3 separate regions of the Homo sapiens genome follow, and all the other regions are linked to region 3. A link is a contact called in ENCODE Hi-C or POLR2A ChIA-PET data. All regions are on one chromosome and are shown on one strand. The core of a region is the stretch at or near the end of the contact, and the rest is flanking DNA. Distances in the headings are between cores, read along the strand shown. Region 1 overlaps ATP9A (ATPase phospholipid transporting 9A (putative)). Region 2 holds the start of ATP9A (ATPase phospholipid transporting 9A (putative)). Region 3 overlaps LOC105372663 (a long non-coding RNA gene).

Region 1 (4,713 bases), core at 234-2,733, 330 kb before region 3:
TTCTGGTTTTATTTGTATTTTCTCTCATTACATGCACACACACACACACACACACACACACACACACACACACGAACACACACACCATGAAGCATGAAGGCCCAAACTATGTATCTATAGATATTTAATTTTTTTTTTTTTTTTTTTGAGACAGAGTCTTGCACTGTCACCCGGGCTGTGGCACGGTCTTGGCTCACTGCAGCCTCCGCCTTTGCAGGTTCAAGCGATTCTCCTGCCTCAGCCTCCTAAGTAGCTGGGATTACAGGCGCCTGCCACCACGCCCGGCTAATTTTATATATTTTTAGTGGAGACAGGGTTTCACTATGTTGGCCAGGCTGGTATCGAACGCCTGACCTCATGATCCACCTGCCTCGGCCTCCCAAAGTGCTGGGATTACAGGCATGAGCCACCACGCCTGGCCTAATTTAACTTTTTTAAAAAATAGAGACAGGGTTTTGCCATGCGGCCCGGGCTGGTCTCAAACTCCTGGGCTCAAGCAATCCACCCGCCTCGGCCTCCCAAAGTGCTAGGATTGGGAGCCACTGTGCCCAGCCAAACTACGTGTTTTTGATCACCAAAAGAAAAGACAACATGGGGCAAGAAGTCCAAATTGACAGCACTCTGCAGTAGCTCAACAGAAGGGGAGAGTCTGGGAATCTGTGTTTGTTCAAGCTGCAGATCCGAGGCTCATCCCCTCAAAACACTGCAATGCTAATGAATGACCGTGGCTAAAAATCCCAAGTGACCTCATGATGGTGTGGCTCCTTGCTTCCTCCCTTAGAGGTGGAGCAAGAGCCCTGTTGGCTGATGGACAGTTGGGTACAGTAGGTGTGTTTGCATGAAGGATTGGCCTGCTGGGGTTACTCAGAAACTGCTCTGCAAACACAGAGGATTAAAGGGGTTTTTGTTGAGGCAGAACAGATGGACAGAGAGAGGCAGAGTTCAAATGAATGGATCATAAATCAGCACTCACTTGCAGAAGGGAAAAATCTGGGTCTGGTCACTTAAAAATTTGAGCTAATTTTAATTATTATTTTTTTCTTCTTAGGAAAGCAACCTTACGCTTAATGGAAAAACAATTCATGTGAAAAATTTGGAAAATATATGTGCCAGAGAAAGCCCTGCTGATCCTTTTAGTGAAATCTCCCTGATTTTGTCCTCTGTCCTGCTAATGTACACACATATACATAGGCAATTATTATTTAATAAGAATGAAAACACATGCTCTTCTATGAGTTAGATTTTAAGAGGGAACCTGTAACTAGAGCTTGAAGATCTGAACCCGGGTGTGATCATTTGGGCCAGGTCAGCAGCATAAATTTTAGTAATAAAACCAAAGACAATGTGTAAATTTATGTTTGGGAAAGTTGGGGCAAGCTCAGGTGAAGGAAAAGTTCATTGGCGCTGAGGGCCACGTTGAATTTACGGTCTTCCTTCAAGTAATACCTTCCTGAGCTCCCAGAAAAACGACAGGTCTGTGTTCATTTTTCCTTTTGCCCCCTAGTGGAGCAAGAAGAGTGGTTCAGGCCATGAAATCGTTCTGCCAATTAGACCGTCTCTTTACCCATTTCTCTCTTTCTTTCGCTCCCTCTCTGTTTTCTATTTTTTGAGACGGAGTTTCGCTCTTGTTGCCCAGGTTGGAGTGCAGTGGTGCGAACTGGGCTCACTGCAACCTCCGCCTCCCGGGTTCAAGCGATTCTCCTGCTTCAGCCTCCCGAGTAGCTGGGATTACAGGCGTGTGCCACCACATCTGGCTAATTTGGTATTTTTAGTAGAGATGGAGTTTCTCCATGTTGGTCAGGCTGGTCTCAAACTCCTGACCTCAGGTGATCCGCCCGCCTCGGCCTCCCAAAGTGTTGGGATTGCAGGTGTGAGCCACCATGCCCGGCGCTCTCTCTTTCTCTGTCTCTCTTTTTTGAGGCAGGGTCTTGTTCTTTTGCCCAGGCTGCCGTGCAGTGGCACAATCTCAGCTCACAGCAGCCTTGGTCGCCTGGGCTCAAGCATTCCTCCCACCTCAGTCTCCGGAGTAGCTGGGACTGTAGGTGCACATCACCACACCTGGCTGATTTTTTGTGTTTGTTGTAGAGACAGGGTCTTGCTATGTTGCCTAGGCTGGTCTTGAACTAATAGGCTCAAGTGGTCCACCTGTCTCAGCCTCCCAAAGTGCTGAGATTACAGGTTTGGGTCACTGTGTCCGGCCTCTTTACCCATTTCTAATCATCTAATTGGATGTTCTCCAGTCTCTCTGTAAATGTATTGACCAAAGCCCAAGACATAATGAAAGGAGGCCAGTGGATCTCTCTCTAGCAGGCCAGGGCTCCGGTCACTGAATTGAGTTTAGCATCACATTTTATGAAAATGAGGTGCCATTAGATGCTAGATGCTCACTTAGTAGGGTGAAATACTCACACTAGGAGAGTCCAGAAGTCTTACCAGCGATCGAGGGTTAGTTCAGCTCGCCATTGTTAGTTGAGTGCTTTCTAGAAGTCAGTAGTGTTGGCCGGGCGCAGTGGCTCATGCCTGTAATCCCAGCACTTTGGGAGGCCGAGGCGGGTGGATCACGAGGTCAGGAGTTCGAGAAAAGCCTGGCCAATATGGTGAAACCCCGTCTCTACTAAAACTACAAAAATTAGCCAGTCTTGGTGGTGGGTGCCTGTAGTCCCAGCTACTCGGGAGGCTGAGGCAGAAGAATCGCTTGAATCCAGGAGGTGGAGGTTGCAGTGAGCCGAGATCATGCCACTGCACTCCAGCCTGGGTGACAGAGCGAGACTCCGTCTAAAAAAGAAAAAAAAAGAAGTCAGAAGTCAGTAGTGTTTATATCAGACCTTTTGATGCCAGTTCTACTTATTGTTTAATGACAAGATTTAACGACACACAAAAATTAGTTAAAAACAAATCTTATGGAACCGATTAAAGAGAGTTGTTTCAATAGGAAAACATTGGAATGCTCTGAAAAATCTCAATGGTAGTGAAATACTTAAAAAATAAATGATATTAAATTATGTTAAAATGTAAAATATGTGAGACACTAAAAGTCTAGAGTTGTGCACTTATATTATTTCGTGTCTTTAAGTCTTTAAGTTCTTTTTTTTTTTTTTTTTTTTTGAGATTGAGTTTTGCTTGTGTCGCCCAGGCTGGAGTGCAAGGGTGAGATCTTGGCTCACTGCAACCTCCACCTCCCGGGTTCAAGCGATTCTCCTGCCTCAGTAGCTGAGATTACACGTGCCTGCCACTATGCCTTGCTAATTTTTGTATTTTTAGTAGAGACAGGATTTCACCATGTTTGCCAGGCTGGTCTTGAACTCCTGACCTCAGGTGATCTACCTGCCTCGGCCTCCCAAAGTACTGGGATTACAGACGTGAGCCACTGTGGTGCCCGGCCTATAATTACTTTTTATCTCTCTCTTAGCTGAACATTTGTAAGTTACATGGGCTTGTTACAAGATAGCAGCATCATAAAGATTTTGTGGTGTTGCTCCTGTATGTGAATTTCACCTATCACCAGAATAAATTCTCTCTTCCTCTCTGGGCTCCCTCACAGGGTGTGGGGCCACCTGGCCCCAACTGGCCCCTTCCACTTTCATCTCTCGCTGTTCCCTGCTTTCCTGATGCTTTACGTCTTGCTGAAGGAGTTCTAGCCTTTGGCCGTGTGCATGCTGTTAGCTATTCACCTGTCCCACTTTCTCACATCTCAGGGTGCCTTTCGTCTGTTATTGGTAAACACAGTGTCCTTCGTCTGTCTAATTCTGGCCTCAACTCTCCCACAGAGTTTGTTGACAGCCACCCCTCTGATTCTCCAACCCCTTTCATCCATTATTTGTTTATTGCCTCCTCCCCTCCACTGGAATTGAGTTTCACGTATCCCCAGCCCTTAGAACGCCTGGCATACAGCAGGCGTTCAGTAAATGCTGTCTGGCTGTTGAGACAGGGTCTCACTGTTGCCCAGGCCGGAGTGACATGATCACGGCTCACTGCAGCCTCTATCTCCTGGGCACAAGCGATCCTCCCACACCTCAGCCTCTCGAATAGCCGGGACTATAGGCATGTGCCACCACATCCAGCTAATTTTTATGTTTTTGGTAGAGACAGGGTTTTGACATGTGGCCAGGCTGGTTTGGAACTCCTGGGCTCAAGCCATCTGCCTGCTTCGGCCTTCCAAAGTCCTGGGACTACAGATGTGAGCCACTGTGCCTGGCCCAGTCATGTTTTTTGGGTTGAATGGAACTCACTGCTTTTATTCTGTACTGTGGAGTCAGATGCAGGTGTGAATCCCAGCACTGACCTGTTCTAACTCTGAGACTTTGGGGGAAGGTGGGACATCCTGAGTCTCCTTTCCTCGTCTGAAAGCTGGAGATGGAACTACCTTCTTCTGAGGGCTATTGTGAAGATTAAATGAAACCTTCAAAATCTGTACAGTGCTGAGCACAGAATTAGCATTTAATGTTAGCTTTTACTGTTTATCTAAACATCCAGCAAAAATTATATAGTCTGATCATAATCCTATAAATCAAAGCATGTAGCAATTATAAATTAAAAAGTAAATCAGTCATTTGGAATTAGTTAGCTTCTTTCTTTTTGGTGGTGTTGAAAATTAAGACTTTTTTCCCCCGGTACTTTGCATCTAAGTCACTGTTAAGTGGTGTTGAAAATTAAGACTTTTTTCCCCCCACTACTTTCCATCTAAGTCACTCTGAAGGCAAATAAATGATCTTT
Region 2 (4,667 bases), core at 2,096-4,595, 390 kb before region 3:
AGGTGGATCAGGAGGTCAGGAGATCGAGACCATCCTGGCTAACATGGTGAAACCCTGTCTTTGCTAAAAATACAAAAATTAGCTGGGCATGGTGATGGGCGCCTGTAGTCCCAGCTACTGGGGAGGCTGAGGCAGGAAAATGGCGTGAACCCGGGAGGCGGAGCCTGCAGTGAGCTGAGATTGTGCCACTGCACTCCAGCCTGGGCGACAGAGTGAGACTCCATCTCAAAAATAAAAATAAATAAATAAAGAAAGAAAATTTGGAAAGTAAAAAGGCAAAAACAAAACAAAACAAAACAAAAAACCACCTACAATTTCCCCCTCTCTTTCCATATGAGAGTGTTAGTACCTTTGAGGGTTAATAGTGGGCTCTTTCATCTTTTAAAAACTTATTTAAAGAAAAAATTATTGCAAAAGCAACACGTTTTGCTAGAGAAAAAGTAGAGAGTATTGACAAAACAAAAGCAATGAAATATTTAAGATCCACCTGGATGTACCGCAAAATGTTAATAAGGGAAACTGTCCCCATGACTGGGGACATGGATATAGGATGGGGACATATGAAACTCTCTGTGCTAATTGCTTATGTTTTCTATAAATGGAAAACTACTAAAACAAAAAATCCTGCTAATTAAATTGTATTTTAAAAACCCACCTGGAATCTTTCAGGGATGAGCATTGATAATGCTGTTGTGTTCATTCTTGAATTAGGGAAAACTATGAATATTCATATCATAGAAGTAGGACTTTTAATAGCTAACCTTTTCTTTCTTTTTTTTTTTTTTTTGAAACAGAGTCTCGCACTGTTGCCTGGGCTAGAGTGCAATGGCATGATCTCGGCTCACTGCAACCTCCGCCTCCCGGGTTCAAGCAATTCTCCTGCCTTAACCTCCTGAGTAGCTGAGATTACCAGTGCCTGCCACCATGCGTGGCTAAGTTTTTGTATTTTTAGTAGAGACAGGATTTCACTATGTTGGCCAGGCTGGTCTCGAACTCCTGACCCGTGATCTGCCCGCATTGGCCTCCCAAAGTGCTGGGATTACAGGCGTGAGCCACTGCGCCCGGCCGTGCCCGGGTGATTTTAATATATTTTTGTATTTTTGTTTTTTAGTAGAGATGGGGTTTCACCATGTTGGCCAGGCTGATCTCGAATGCCTGACCTCAAGTGATCCGCCCACCTCGGCCTCCCAAAGTGTCAGGATTAGAGGTGTGAGCCACCGCGCCCGGCCTCCTTGGTCTTCTCTTGTACCCTGTGTAGTAGTGGGGTTGAGAAGAGGGTGTGGAGTTTGAAAGGGGGATGTCTAGCAAAGCAGATGGGAGATGGTGGGACCCACACTGATGCCATAATTGGTGTGTCAGGGTGTTTATCCTTCTTCCATGCAAGAAGCCTTTATTGAGTGCCAACTTGTGCCATGCTATGTACGAAGCATCATTTTAGATGTAGAAGAGACAGCAGGAAGCAAAGCACACCAGGCCTGTTGGCTGGAGAATGCTATTTCCTCTCCAAATGTGCAATGCAGCAATTACTAATGACATGCTTCTTTTCTTGAGGAACTTCTCTGGTGCATGAGATAAGTCACACTTCTTGGTTTGAGATCCACCTCAGACACTGGGATATTTGGTGGCTCCATCCTGTGTGACAGCAAACACAAAAGGCATCCACTTGCTGGCAGTTAGCACTAACTTAAAAAAACAAACAAATAAAACAAAATAAAAGGGCCAAGCGCAGTGGCCCGTGGGAGCAGGGAAAGGCTTCTGGTGAGAGTTGGAAAGGTGGACTGGGCCGGATGCTCTTCCTTCATCCCAATTAAATCTCTATGGCATTTAGCAAATGCCAAGGAAGAGCCCAGCACTTTGGGAGGCCGAGGTGGACAGATCACATGAGGCCAGGAGTTCAAGACCAGTCTGGCCAACATGGTGAAACCCCATCTCTACTAAAACTACAAAAATTAGCCAGGCACATGTATAACCCCAGCTACCCGGGTAGCTGAGGCAGGAGAATTGCTTCAACCTGGGAGGCAGAGATTGCAGTGAGCTGAGATTTTGCCACTGCACTCCAGCCTGGGCGACAGAGGGAGATTCTGTTTCAAAAAGAAAAAAAAGAAACGGCGTCCAACATGATCAGTCATTAGATGTAACTATGTAAAAGTCAGCTTTAGATTAGTTTATATGGTATTATTACAATTTCAGGCTCTTTAGTTACATATTGATTTTTAAACTCCCTCACTTTGTTCCTTCCCTCTGTTTTTTTTTTCCTGCTCTCATAACTTTATCAGGCCTTTGAAAAGTTCATGGGTCCCAGACACTGTGTGGGAGGGTGTGGAAGTGAGTGTGGATGTGGGCTGCGGTGGAGATAGGTGTGTGTGTGAGACCGTGAATCACAGTGACAGGTAATGCAGGGTGACTGTCTGAGGCCTGAGAGTGGGGCCCATGTGCAAGCCCAAGAAAGTGGCTGGTGTGAGAATGAGGGTGTTCAGACTATTGAAGGGTGTTTGGATGAAAGAGGCAGGTGCGTGTGTGTCATGGTGAGTTCCCAGAATCCAGATAGAGAATGAGGGTGAGGATGGTGAAGGTCAGAGGGTGAAGGAGTCTGATAAGCTGAGGGTCCCTGTGTGACTGTGATTTCTGCAGGCACATGGGTGTGAGGCTTGAGAAACTGGGTGCATGGATGATGGTGACCAACAGGAGGGTGAGAGTGTTATGTGTGTGTGCAGGACTCACATGTGATTGTGAATGTTAGATGTTGCAGGCAGTGAGCAGTGGCAGGTGTGTGTGTAGGGCCTGGGCGTGAATATGCACGTTGGTGCAAGAGTGAGTGAGAATGACTGACTGATGGGGTGAGCGTGGCCGGGTGCCCGTGTGATTGTGCATGTCAGATATTGGTGGGGATGAGTGTCACAGCGCGCGTGTATAGGGCTGGGATGTGATTGTGAATGTGGGATTTTGCGGGGGGTGCGGTGGCAGGGTGCGCGCACGGCGGGCGTGGGCGGGGGGCGCGTGGCCGGGTGGGCGCGCGTGGGGGGCGCGGGCGCGGGCCGGGGGCGGGGACACTGCAGCGGTCGCGGCGGCGCGGACACGGCCCGGCCGCCCCCCGTGGCAGGCGCGGCGCGGCGCGGAGCGAGCGGGCGCAGCGCGGAGCTCGGGCCCATGGTGCGCCCGTGTCCGTCGGTCGGGCCGCGCGGGCGCTCCGCGCGTGGCCCGGCGCTCGCGAGCTCGCCCCCTCGCTGCGGGCCCGGCCCGCCCGCTGCCGCCGCCTCCTCCCCCGGGGCGGCGCGGCGCCGGCGGGCGGCGGCGCGGAGGCCGGACCGGGCGGCGGCCCAGGCGGCGCGGGGGGCGCGGCGGCCAAGGCGGGCGGCGCCGCCGACATGACGGACAACATCCCGCTGCAGCCGGTGCGCCAGAAGAAGCGGATGGACAGCAGGCCCCGCGCCGGGTGAGTGGGCCTGGGCCCGTGTTTTCCTTTGTCCGCGCCTCCCGGAGCCCGGCGCTCGGGCCAGCCTGGCCGGGCCTGACAGGTTGGCCGCGCGCCGCGCCCGGCGCCATGAGCCTGGGGCAGGGCTGGGGAGGCGGGGAGGTGGGGAGGGGGTCCCTGCGCTTCAGCCCCGGGCGGCACCTAGCCTGATGCCGGCCCTTTGGGGTTCGAGCGCCCGGTTGCCTGGGCCTCCTTGCCCACCTTCCTTTAGAAACCCCGAGAAGCCGGGCCCGCCCCAGTGCTGTTTACACACTCGCGGAATTCGGATCAGCCGTGCTTTCTCACCGTTTTATTGTTCCGTAATTAATATCTGTCCGTAATTAATATCTGAGGTAACAATTTGGTCAGTGTCACACCGAGCTCTGCGCTTGGAGCATTACTCGGGAGCCCAGATATGCTCAGCTTTTAGGGGGGCGCGGCCTACGCCTCGGGGTACCCCATCAGCGCCCCTGGGTCCCAGCCCCAGGAGGCTGCGCCGAGACCACCTGCGCTCCGGTGGCCCCTTCCCCCTCCGCCCGGGGTGGACCCGAACCAGCAGTCGCAGGAGGGTGGGAGGGTCTCCTACTGGCCGCTTGGTGACACTACCCCTTGTGTTCTCCCCCCACAATTTCGGGGAAGGAATCCCACGGCTGGGACAGGGGCTGCCACCTGCTGTGCCCTTCCCGCAGTAGGAGACCCCGAGGGCAGCTTAGGCGCGGAACAGGCAAGGGTTTTTCTGCATTTGGGAAGAGGGGACGGGTTGGTATTTTGCGCCTCGCCGTCTTCCTGTTCGGAGGATGGCAGCGTGACGCGTTGAGGTTTGCGGGGCTCTCGTATCGCCTGCCATAGACTTACCTGGGCGTGAGGGGCGGGGGTGGGAAGGACGGGGGTGGGCGCTGGTGCAAATGCAGATTTCCCGGCCCCCGCCTAGACCCGCCAATCAGAGTTCTGGGGGGCGGGGCCTGGAGATGTGCAGCTCCACAGGCCGCGCAGGTGAGGCTGGAGCCCGCGGGAGGCTGAGCGCGGTGTTGGGCGGGGCCTGCGGCCGCTCTGCTCCGCCCTTCCTCGGGCGTCTGGTCCTCTCTGGGCATTTCCCGGTGGCGGCCGCTTATTGCAGCGTCAGTTGCTCGGAACAGGAGACGCGGCGGGTGGAGTGAACCATAAGGGTGGCTTCACCAGGTGTCAGTGGAATTAAAAAAAAAAAAAAAAAGAATGG
Region 3 (5,093 bases), core at 2,442-4,941:
AATCTCTGCCTCCATCTTCACATGGGCTCCTCTTCTTATAAGGATACTTGGTTTTGGATTTAGGACCCACCTGGTTAATCCAGGATGGTTTCATGCCAAGACCCTTCATGTGGTGACATCTGTAGAGGCCTTTCTTCCAAGTTGAACCACACTCACAGGTACCAGCGTCCACCACAAGAACACATCTTTTGAGGGGGCCACGATTCAACCCAGTACAGTGAGGAAAACACCCTGTTTCCTCGGGTTGTGTTTAGGGTCAGCTCCTTTGTTGCTCTGTTGTGTCTCCTGGCCTCATCCTTCCTCATGGGCCTTCCCTCTGTCTAACCTGTTATCTACATGGTTTGTCTTGGCCGGGCGCTGTGGCTCATGCCTGTAATCCCAGCACTTTGAGAGACCGAGGCAGGTGGATCGCTTGAGCCCAGGAGTTTGAGACCAGTCTGGGCAACATAGTGAGACCTCATCTTTACAAAAAGTACAAAAACAAAACAAAAAAGGACAGTTTGTCTTGCTCACTGCTGTGTTTCACCCCAGTGCCTGGAACAGTGGCCGGCAAGGGAAAACGCAAAGTGCAGACCTGTGCGTCCCATTCATGGGATGACCACACACACGCACACACACACACACACACACACACACAATGACATAAACTCATACACACACAATGACATAAATTCACACTGCATACACACATACTGCATACACACACTGCATACAAACACACACATCCACAATGCAAACACACATACTGCATATACACATGCTGTATACACATCTGCATATACATACATACTGCATACACGCACACTGTATACACACACACATCTGTATACACATACATACTGCATACATGCACACTGTATACACACACATCTGAATACACATACGTACTGCATACCTGCACACTGTATACACACACACAAACACACGTGCTTTTTCTGAAAGACATTTCAGAATTACTAATGGTCCTGGGAGTCCAGGGGCATGGGGGAGGGGACGAGAGGGGCTTTTCGCTCCATATCCATTTGTACTGCTTGAAATCTGTAACCACACAATCTATGACCAAGAAAAAGTCTTAAAGTAACAACACATCGTTACCTACACCCGGAACAAAGCCACTACAGGTGTGACCCCCTCATCTGCTGCAAGCCGCTCAGTGCCGCTCCTGCCCCTCTCAGTCCCTCTCCGGCCCCTCCCCTCATGCCTCCTGCCCCTCTACCCTCTGTAAAGATGGAGCTGGGGGAATAATATGGTTTGGATCCATGTCCCTGCCCAGATCTCACGTTAAAGTGTAATCCCCAGTGTTGGAGGTGGGGCCTGGTGGGAGGCGATTGGATCATGGGGGTGGATCCACTGGTGCTGTTCTCGTGATAGTGAGTTCTCATGAGATCTGGTCATGGAAAAGTGTGTAGCACTTCCCCACCCTTCTCTTGCTCCTGCTGCTCTGCCCATGTGATGTGCTGGCTTCCCCCTAGCCTTCCACCACGATTGTAAGTTTCCTGAGGCCTCCCCAGAAGCAGAAGCCACTGTGCTTCCTGCACAGCCTGTGGAACTATCAGCCAATTAAACTTCTTTTCTTTGTAAATTACCCAGGTTCAGGTATTTCTTTATAGCAATGGGAGAACAGCCTAAGGAGGCGGGGGGCGCGCTACATCTTCCGTGTCTCTCCCTCTCCCTCCTGGTGTGTTCTGCACAGGGCTGCCATGGAGCAGCAGCCCTAATATTTTTTTCAAGGATCCAAGTTCTAAAGCTAGACAGCAACGGTGGCTACAGGCACAGAGGCTACAGTGTCAGCTGCCCTGCGTTCAGGGAGCTGGGCAGGGAGCTTGTTCCAGTGTCTTCCATTTGCCCTCCAGGTTCACCCTCAGCTCTCTGGGCCTGGGAGGCGGACCATATGACCAGCCTCTCCGGGGCACCTCTGGCTTTCAGAGGGTTCCTTCAATAGGAGGTGCCAGCAAGAGATGGAAGGTTGGGTGTTCATGCCGTGGCCTGGATATGTCCCTCAACAAAAGCCACTGTCTCTCCAAGTGGCCCTCTCCATGGGGTGCCATCCCTCCCGGTCCCAGAAACTGCTCTCCTCCTTAACCTCTTCGGGCCTTGGGGCGGCAGAGGTGCCCCAGTGCTGATAGCTCTGGGGGATTCATCTTGCATTACGTTTCCCCTCTCTCCTGTGCCTTTGTGAATAATCCATTAAAACTCTCCTCAATTTACTCCTTTGCCTGTGTAGCCTCCTTCTGGGTTCCTGGTTTCTGGCCTGCTATCGTCTGTTCCCTTCACAGAAGCCAGAGGGATCCTTTTCAATATGAGCCAGATGATAGCACCTTTTGCTAAAGCCCGCCAAAGGCCCTGACCTCACTCAGAATAAAAGCCAGGGTCCTGCTATGATCTGGCCCCCAGCTACTCTCAGACCACCTCATCCCTCCAGCCACGCTGCCATCTTGCTGTTTCTTGAAGAAGCCAAACACGTTCCTGCCTCGGGGCCTTTGCACTTGCCAAGCCGTCTGCCTGGAACGCACTTCCCCCATCCCCTGCATGGCTCTTTGGGTCATGTTCCACCTCCTCAAAGAGGCCATCCGTGGCCACCCTAGCTAATGTATCTGCTCCACCACCCTCCCTCGCAATACCTGGGGTCTTGTTTGGGTTGAGTGCCTATGATAGGATCACTCTCCCACCTGTCTTCCCCCGAGAAGGTCAGTTCCTCGAGGGCAGAGTCAAGTCTGCCCAGTCCACAGTTGTGCCCACAGTGACCAGAAGTGCCAGGCATGTGGTAGGTGCTCTGATATTTGATGAATGAATGGGGACATTTCCCATGCAGCTTTCTCTGGAATTCTTGGCTGCCGCCTGCCTTCTAACAAGTCCCTTGACTACAACCTGTATGGTCCGGGGACAATGGGGGGATGTTTGAGGAGACACAAGCTTTCTCCTGCAATTCATCCAACCAGAACCCCAAATTAGAACCAAATAACTCCTTTGGTGTCAAGGCTAGAGCAAGAGAGAGACAGAGATAGACAGTGCCTGCTGGAGGAACAGTGGAGCAGGGCCAGGATGGGAGGCATCATAAGAACAGTGTGGTCGGCTGAATTATGGCCCCAAAGAGGTCCCCGCCCTAATCCCCAGAACCTGTGAATATGTTACCTCATAAGGCAAGAGGGATTTTGCAGGCGTGATGATGTTAAGAACTCTGAGACAGGGAGATTATCCTGGATTATCCAGGTAGACCCAGTGGAATCACAAGGATCCCTATGGAATGGAGGCAGGACCGTCAGAGAAGATGTAATGATGGACAGAGAGATCGGAGTGATATGATCCAAGGAAAACAGATGGCCCCAGGAGCTGGAAAAGGCAGGAAACAGAATCTCCCCTAGAGCCTCCAGAAGGAAGGCAGCCCTGCCAATATTTTGATTTTAGGACCTCTGCCCTCCGGAACTGTAAGATGTTAAATTTGTGTTGCTTTAAGCCATTAAGTTTGTGGTAATTTGTTATGGCAACAAGAGAGAACTCATACAAAGAGTAATATCTGCTCTTTCCTAACTGCTTATCAAGTGTGTGCCAGCCGCTGCAGGAGCCGTTCCCAGCACTCTGCAGAGCAAGGGCTCTTGTTATCTCCATTTCACTGATTAGGAAATGAGAGGTGATATGGCTTCCCCGGGGTTGCATGGTGAGTGGCTGAGGCAGGCCGGAAGGCAGGTCTCCTTGATCCCAGAGCCCACATTCTTCCCACTAAGACACCCTGCTTCCCCGGTGCACTCACACTTCTTTGGCCTTCCATTTCCCGTTTGTCACCCATGGGCCACCTCTCACCTTGGAGTTTCACAGCCCCTGGCTGCTTTATGCAGAGAAACGGCCAAGACAGCCTCGCCCAGTGACCCCACCTCTCTGAGCCTTGGGGTGTTTCCTGGCCTCAGTCTTCCCTGCCTGGCCCCTGGGAGGATCCAACATGAGGGCGCCTGTTCAGAGAACTTGCAGGCCTTGTTGGGTGAGTCTGTATCAATGCCTGGCCAGTGACCCATCCCTCTGAGCTGCACTTGGAGGCCAGAGGGTGGCGATTCTCCTGACTCCATTGTAAAGCCCAAGACAACCTCGGAATCTGATTGGGAGAGTGGATTTGCATCTGTTGCCTGCCTGGGCTGGGTGCTCTTGCACATTTGCTCAATCCATCTGAAGCCACCTTTGACACTTCTAATGCCATCATCCGCATTGCACAGCTGGGGAAACTGAGGCCCAGAGAACTGTAATACGAGCTCCAAAGCATTCATTTATGCACCCAACAGGTATTTTTTGATGCCAACCTTGTGCCTAGAACAGAGTGTTTTGGACACGGCAGTGGAGCTTGTGTCCCAGCAGGAAGGATAGACTGTATAAACCATAAGAACAGAAGAGTTCAGCAATGGGTGCCTCGGGAAAAATTAGCAGCAGGGAGGGTGCGGCTGGTGGTGCTTCTGGCAGGGGCTGTGATGTGCCTGGTGTTGTGCTATATATACTGGTTCCAGGATTTCTGTCCCCGAGCCCTGCGGCCATCCCGTAAGGTGGGGCTTTCCTCATTTCTCAGATGAGCCGGAGGCTCAGAGTGGGTGCAAGCTGGTGACCCTGCAGCTGTGCAGTGGCAGAGTGACGATTTGAACCCAGGTCTGTGTGCACCCAAAGTGGATATGCTTGCACCCCCTAACCTTGCCCCCAACAGGGATTCTGTGGCCCTTAGAGGGTGCAGCCCATGAGGCTCTGATCCCTGGGGGCTCTGATCTCTGGACCAAAATGCATCCAGGGACTTCCCTGTTTGCCAAGCAAGAACGAGGGGTAGGAGCAGGCAGGGGCGAACCGTCGAGGAGATTTATTTTGGGGAATCTAAAAGCCTGAGTCTGGCCAAGAACACTCCAGTAGAAATGCACGTTTTCTCCATGTGAACATTATGAGCCCCAGAAATCTGACTTCCCCCTGGCCAGGCTGGTGGGAGATGGCCTCTGTGTGGCCCGGAGTCCCCAGGTACCCCCTAAGTAGGTACAGCTGTCGGGCTTCTGTGCTTGGAAACGTTCACATGCTACTGACACTAGATACTTTCCTTCCTAATGAGCTTTCCCCCGCACAAACAACTGGATGTG

The links. A loop is a pair of places that touch in the nucleus more often than their neighbours do. ChIA-PET counts read pairs that join two places held with the same protein, here RNA polymerase II (POLR2A). Pooled maps may share reads with other maps.
Region 1: a loop to region 3 is called in a pooled map, with 6 times the contacts of the local background. The contact joins two enhancer-like sites. A Hi-C loop is called at or near these places in 1 of 37 single-sample maps with no recorded cell type and 9 of 50 pooled maps. POLR2A ChIA-PET finds 5 or more read pairs at or near these places in 2 of 52 experiments (OCI-LY7 and WTC11).
Region 2: a pooled map shows a loop between it and region 3 (2.5-fold over the local background). The contact joins the promoter of ATP9A here to the enhancer-like site in region 3. A Hi-C loop is called at or near these places in 2 of 168 maps with a recorded cell type or tissue (ascending aorta and endothelial cell of umbilical vein) and 5 of 50 pooled maps.

The regions. Positions count from the first base shown.
Region 1 is chr20:51,697,726-51,702,438 of GRCh38, reverse strand. All of the region lies in intron 4 of ATP9A (ATPase phospholipid transporting 9A (putative)), which reads left to right. Among named protein-coding and RNA genes, the nearest start is that of ATP9A, 68 kb to the left of the region's middle. RefSeq lists enhancers at 1-463, 464-964, 3,379-3,879 and a silencer at 675-969. Within about 2 kb of position 1,483, at least 3 of the 41 ENCODE cell types and tissues checked have a DNase peak (open chromatin) inside an H3K27ac peak, as active enhancers do.
Region 2 is chr20:51,767,068-51,771,734 of GRCh38, reverse strand. It overlaps ATP9A (ATPase phospholipid transporting 9A (putative)), which reads left to right and starts at 3,345. Exons shown (of 28, transcript NM_006045.3): 1 at 3,345-3,433. The coding sequence starts at 3,366.
Region 3 is chr20:51,372,614-51,377,706 of GRCh38, reverse strand. All of the region lies in intron 2 of LOC105372663 (a long non-coding RNA gene), which reads right to left. Among named protein-coding and RNA genes, the nearest start is that of MIR3194, 78 kb to the left of the region's middle. Within about 2 kb of position 3,691, at least 2 of the 41 ENCODE cell types and tissues checked have a DNase peak (open chromatin) inside an H3K27ac peak, as active enhancers do; they include endothelial cell of umbilical vein, where a contact is called at or near this core.